2 separate regions of the Homo sapiens genome follow, and region 2 is linked to region 1. Evidence: chromatin loops called from intact Hi-C (ENCODE). Cell type or tissue: PC-9. All regions are shown on one strand. Links, peaks and the distances in the headings refer to the core of each region. The heading gives the core; the rest is flanking DNA.

Evidence for each region. A loop is a pair of places that touch in the nucleus more often than their neighbours do. Peaks named below come from ENCODE experiments on the same cell type or tissue, not always from the same donor. Only the 100,000 strongest peaks of a DNase experiment are listed, where the experiment ranks them.
Region 2: it touches region 1 in a loop (6-fold over the local background); 1 of 110 quality-filtered maps calls a loop at or near these places.

Annotation. Positions count from the first base shown.
Region 1 is chr15:71,336,070-71,338,990 of GRCh38, reverse strand. All of the region lies in intron 6 of THSD4 (thrombospondin type 1 domain containing 4), which reads right to left. Among named protein-coding and RNA genes, the nearest start is that of THSD4-AS1, 150 kb to the right of the region's middle. In PC-9, for the core only: no CTCF peak of the experiment used is centred there; DNase peaks (open chromatin) are centred at 1,460 and 2,100; H3K4me3 peaks cover 756 bases; H3K27ac peaks cover 2,500 bases.
Region 2 is chr15:71,251,006-71,253,926 of GRCh38, reverse strand. The region is part of intron 5 of THSD4 (thrombospondin type 1 domain containing 4); the gene reads right to left. Among named protein-coding and RNA genes, the nearest start is that of THSD4-AS1, 63 kb to the right of the region's middle. In PC-9, for the core only: no CTCF peak of the experiment used is centred there; DNase peaks (open chromatin) are centred at 1,676 and 1,976; H3K27ac peaks cover 2,407 bases.

The sequences.
Region 1 (2,921 bases), core at 194-2,693:
TCGTAAACACTGGTCACTCAGGCACCTGTTTCTATAGAAACAGAGGTGACCTTTAGGACAGACAGGTCTTCACTGACAGCCCCAGAACTCCAACTCTGGTTTCCAGACAATGGCCAGACCCTGACCTCAGTTCTGGCTACATTAAACTGGAGATTTCAGTCTTTCATAGGTCCACTCGGTTGGGTAGAGTTGGAAGGTCTTTTCTCCCTTGTCCCATTTCCCCCTTCTCTTACCTCCCACCAAGTGTCTGTTGCTGCAAGAGGCCAGTTAAGGGTGTCTTTTCCTTCTAATAATCTCAGTGTTTGGGCACAGATTAACCAAGCCCAAACAACAGAACTAACTCAAAAACAAAAGCTAAGCTCCAGCCCTGATGCAGTGAATACACGTGTTTGTAACTCCTCTGTCAACTACCTCCTAACCTCCTGCCTGTCTCTAAAGACACCATAAAAGGAGAAATCAGAGCCGAAAGAACCTCACTGCAGAGTAGATCAGTGTATTAATTTATAACAGTTCACATACTCTCGGCATTACCTCATGGCCCAATTCTAGGATCCACGCGCGAGTATGAACTGGAGCAATGTGAACCTCCCTGATATCTATAAGTGTTCAGACTCCGGTCCAAAGAGTGTTTATCATGCTACATGAAGCAGACCCCTTGCTTTCAGATCTTCCTGTCCTACTGCTGAGTGTTCGGAAAGAAGCTCAGAGTGGGGCGGGGGGTGGGGGTACCTAAGCCATCACCTGGAGAATCCTCCCATTTCATGGGATACCAAGACTGTAGGATTGGCTCAAGGTCACACAGCTAATTAGGGAAACTCCAGGATTCAAAGCTCAAACTTCTGATTCTTCAGTGTTTGAAACCATATTTTGAACCCAGTTCTTAGAGAAAAATAAGCAGATAAGATTTTGGGGCATTGATGGGGGAACAGTTTAATGATAGAACAGGGAAGAAAAATATGAGCACAATTCTTTTCTAGGTACAACAAGGCATTTTACATACATTTTTCCAGTTAATCCTCATAATCCTTCCAGGAACTTATCAGCTCCACCAGTTTACACAGGGAAGCGGCTGAGGCTGGAAGGACCAGAAAGTTGCCCACAGTCATTAGTAAATGAGAGCCCCATTTGACCTTCGAATTGCCCATTTCTGCCTACATCACATTGCATGCAGAAATCACTTTCCTAACCTTTACTCAAGCCTGCTGGGAACGTCTCCGGTGGGCTCAGCCTCTACTAGGTTCACCTGGGGTATGCAAAGGCCCTCCTCAAGTGTTCAGGCAGAGCCTCATCTTCCAGCCTGGCTGAGGGGCCCTCTCTCCCAGGGCCCAAGTTCTTGAGAACCTCCCAGAGCCCAGTAAGAATTTGCATAATTAATGACCTGCGGGCCAGAATGTCCAAGCCTCTCTCACCCCATCCCTGACTGGGAAACCTTTTAGCTATTTATCAGGCCAGACCTGTTTATCCAGTTTCCATTTGGGACAACTTTTCACATGTTAACTAGCTGATCCTTGTTAAGCTAGGGTTTGGCTCACAAGGCAAGTATTTGCGGTTTTTCTCCTGGGCTGAAACACTGAGTAAGGAGCATCAAGCCCTCCAGGGGCAGGTTTCCTCCCACTGCCTCAGGCTCTGCCCACTTTTCACTCCTGGCTCCCACAAGGGCATTGGGCCTGGCTCTACCCTCGGTCCCCCTGGACTGGAATGCAACCACATGCTGTATGTCCAGGTGGGGCCACTCTAGACCCTACCACTGGCCTGGCTGCTGCAGCCACTACCACCCCTTACAGTTCTTGGGTTGGAAAATGACCACTTCATGTTTTCAGTGTTGTACCCAACTAAGACACATCCACATGCACAGACTTCCTCTGCCTAGCCCAGGACCAAGGCGGTCACTACATCATTACAGTCCTTCTCTTTCCTCCTTGCCTCCCACTTCTCTCCAAAACAAAGCACATGCATGCACGCACACACTCCCTCTCCCCTCTCTCTCTGATTTAGCCCAAGGATTGGAAGGCCCTCAAGTAAACTGTGCCTTGCAAAAACTGCCCTTTGCCACCCTAAGGCATGTACTAAAATGTGATCAAAGTTACCTTCAGTTGACATGAAGGAACAGCATTTTCCACCGGTGAAAGTGTGAAAGTCTAGCTCGTTTTAACAGGTTTGACAGGTTTGTATGTCATTCTTAGACTCTCTCCTACTTCTTACAGAAAAATTAGATTGGGGTTAAATCCATTTACTGCTTCAGACACTGTATCCAAATTGCCAAATAAGGGAAAATAAGTTGTAAATTAAAATGATACTTTAAGGAACAGAAATGATAAATTTTTAGATTTGGGTTTGGAAAGCACCTCTTACAGAAATATAACACTTTATGTCTCTTAAAAAGTCTAATTCAGTGATTTGAACATGTGGTACTTCAAAACAAACTCAGATATGGTTCCACGTGGAATATAGTTCATGACCAGTGATAACTCCAAACATTCTGGATACTGATCTTCAACTTTAAGAAAAACAATCACACTCAAATTACTTTTTTCCCTTAACAGTTAAAATGATAAAGTATAAAATTCCTTGCTTTAAATATTGCTAATTAGAAATTTTAACTTTTCTATAACTTGAATTTGAATCTCTTCTGTTTAAATGACAACTGAATTTCAGATTTAACAAAATATTATGAACTCATAATAAAGGGTATTAATGTATTTGTTATCTACCACTTCCTTCCCTGTATCTTTGGGCCCTCACCACTCAGACCAAGGTTGTAACATTTTTATTCTAGAAGTTGAAAAACACTGCCCTAAATCCCTTGATTAAAAACATTCTAGAAGCTTGAGCATTTTGTGGGGAGAGGGAGACAGTGTGTGAACATGCCTCACATGTGCTGGCTGAGCAGGGGATGGCCTCCATCACTTTATTTCCTCTTC
Region 2 (2,921 bases), core at 245-2,744, 85 kb after region 1:
TCTGTTTCACGACTTGGAAAGGAGTCCACAATCCACTAAGTGTTAAAAAGATTATGTGTGTGGAGTGTGTGTATACATACACAGAGAGAGGTTAAAAGTGTTATCTCTGGAAGGTGATGTTATAGATGTTTTTAATTTATAATTAATCTTTAGTCTATTTGTGTTATTTAATTTTTTCTGCAATAAACATGTAATATTTATGTAATAAAAGTGACAATTGGCCAGATGCAGTGGCTCACGGCTATAATCCTAGCACTTTGGGAGGCCGAGGCAGACGGATCACTTGAGGTCTGGATTTCGAGACCAGCCTGCCAATATAGTGTAACCCTGTCTCTATTAAAAATACAAAAAATTAGCCGGGCATGGTGGCATGCACCTGTGATTTCAGCTACTCGGGAGGCTGAGGCAGGAGAATCACTTGAACCTGTGAGGCAGAGGTTGCAATGAGCTGAGATCACGCCTCTGCACTCTAGCCTGGGCGACAAAGGAAGACTCTGTCTCCAAAAAAAAAAAAGTGACAATGTATAAGTATAGAGCCCTGCCAAATACACCAGCCCTTAGCCAACTTTGCACATCTTTGCAGTTTATAATCTTAGGGTACGGCTTAATACTCCACTAATGCCTGGTGCTCTTACATCCATACACATCTGCCACCCAACTTATTGTGGGTCATTTAGGATACCCTGTCCCTTGGTCACCAATAAGTCATTTACATCTAAGCGTAGTCCAGTTCCCATCTAAGGCAGAAAAGCTTAACATGGCATTAGAGCCACAGTGATCAGCAGATCCACCTGCAGTTGCCAGGAGTCAGCTAAGCCCAGCAGGAGGTAACAAGGTAACAAGGTGTCCTGGTGGATGGGCATGGCCCTGTGTATGACTCCAGCAAGGACTCACATGACGCCAGGCAAACTGCAAGCCTGGAGGGCAGAGGGATGTGGCCAGAGAAATGCAAGGCTTCTTGGGCCCGGACGTGGAAGTGGGTTATTGAGGCAGCATTGTGGTACAGGCAAGGAAGGCAGAAGCCTGGACTGATGATGATGATGATGATGATGATGATGATACCTAACTTTTATTGAGCATTTATTAAATGTTAGACATTCCACTATGTGATTTACATATATTCAGCTCATTTAATCCTCACAATAACTATTATACCCATTGTACAGATGAGGAACCCAAGGCAACAAAAAGTTAAATGAGCTGCATAAGGTCATAGGGCTCATAAGTGGTGAAATCAAGATTTGAACCCTGACACTTTGCATCTAGAATCCATCATAGTAACCACTATGCCATGGTGCCCTTCGTGACTGTGTAGACAACAAAGTTAATTTGTGATGGGTCCCCAGACAAGAGAGCCATAACTGTGTCTTGTCAGGATAGGGCTAGAGGCCAAAGCCGGAATCAGCCCCCGAGGCCTGGCGAAGTGGCTGGCCTCCACCACAAGGAGCAGGGAGCTGCGGAGTGAGGATGAAAACCAAGCAGGGCCTGGGAAATCCTGTTTCATGTCTCTTTTATAGATTACATCTGTTTGTACTTCTCATACTATTATCGGGATGTGATCTCTCATTTTAACAGACTCTCTGAAGTGAAAACTTCCAGGTTACAGATCCTTTTACCCCTTTCTTAGGTTTTAAATTGGTTGTTTCCTGATGTCATGGACTGAGTCACCTTCACCTTATCAGTAATTGTCTGTACATTACACTGTGAACTGGCCCTGGGGGCAGGTTTCTTGCAGATAGCTGATCCTTTTCATGGGCAGAGATTCTTGTAATCTTAAGGCCAGAAAACTGAGACAGGGGAAAAGCCATGTAGATAGAGATCAGGCTCATTCAGGATGAGACCAACAAAGTCTGGAGATTTAGAGCCAAGTAATGCCTCTGGGAGATAACCTCCCTTCAAATGACTCCCACCCAAAAGAGGGAGGGATGTTTCCACTGGACTTTTAATGGAAGAGAAATAAAGACGTACTTTAATATGATTAGCTGAATCCTTATAAAGCAATATGAGCCCTATCCAAAGTTCTATCTAGACAATTGCCTGGGGTTGCTATGAGTCACAAATAGTATTATGGAAACTCCAGCCACATTTCTAGTGACCCTGGTTAATCTGAAATGACAACTGCCTGTACCCAACTTCACTGCTCAAGAGCCACCATCAGTGATCACACTGATGGTAATTAATTACTGTCATCTCCCCAGGAGACGGACAGCATCATCTCCAATGTAGCGGTGCCAAGGAACATGACCTTGAAGGCTGCCTGCGTCAGATATGTAATTTTTTTATCCTTTTCACTGCTATGGATTCAATCAAAAGACCAGCTACCATAGCAACATATGATGTATTTAATGTCACCACAGTCATGAAACCTTTTAAAAAAAGAAATCTAGAAAATGTCCCTGCACTGCCATGAGAAAGTGGCTGTGTGACCTTGGGAAAAACATTTTGCTTCTCCAAGTCTAAACTACCACAATTGAATAACAAGCCCTGTACCACCTTCCAGGCCCCAATCCCCAGGGGTTTTTATGGGGATTTTTAAGTGGTAATACATTAATGTTTCCAGCTCTCTGTAATGCTGAATAAATGTTTGCTGAAGTGGAGACACCAAATGTCCACTGTGGAGAATCCAGTAGTTCCAGAAGCCGTAATTGCTTGAAAAGTATGTGTTCTAAGCAAACATGCCCTTCCTTCCTTTCTCATCTACAGCTGGAAAATGGGCTTGTTTTCTAGCTATAGAGAAATAAAACCATGGGCCAAAATTTCGCTCCAGTTATCTTGCACATTTTTCAAATATGTTTAATATCTCCTTTCTCAAATTACACAGAACAAACTCAACCTCACAAAAACCTTTGCCACCTCCCACCACTTCCAGAAATTCTCCAGTCAGTGAATTAACTAGTTTGTCCAAAGAGTTGGGGAAAGGC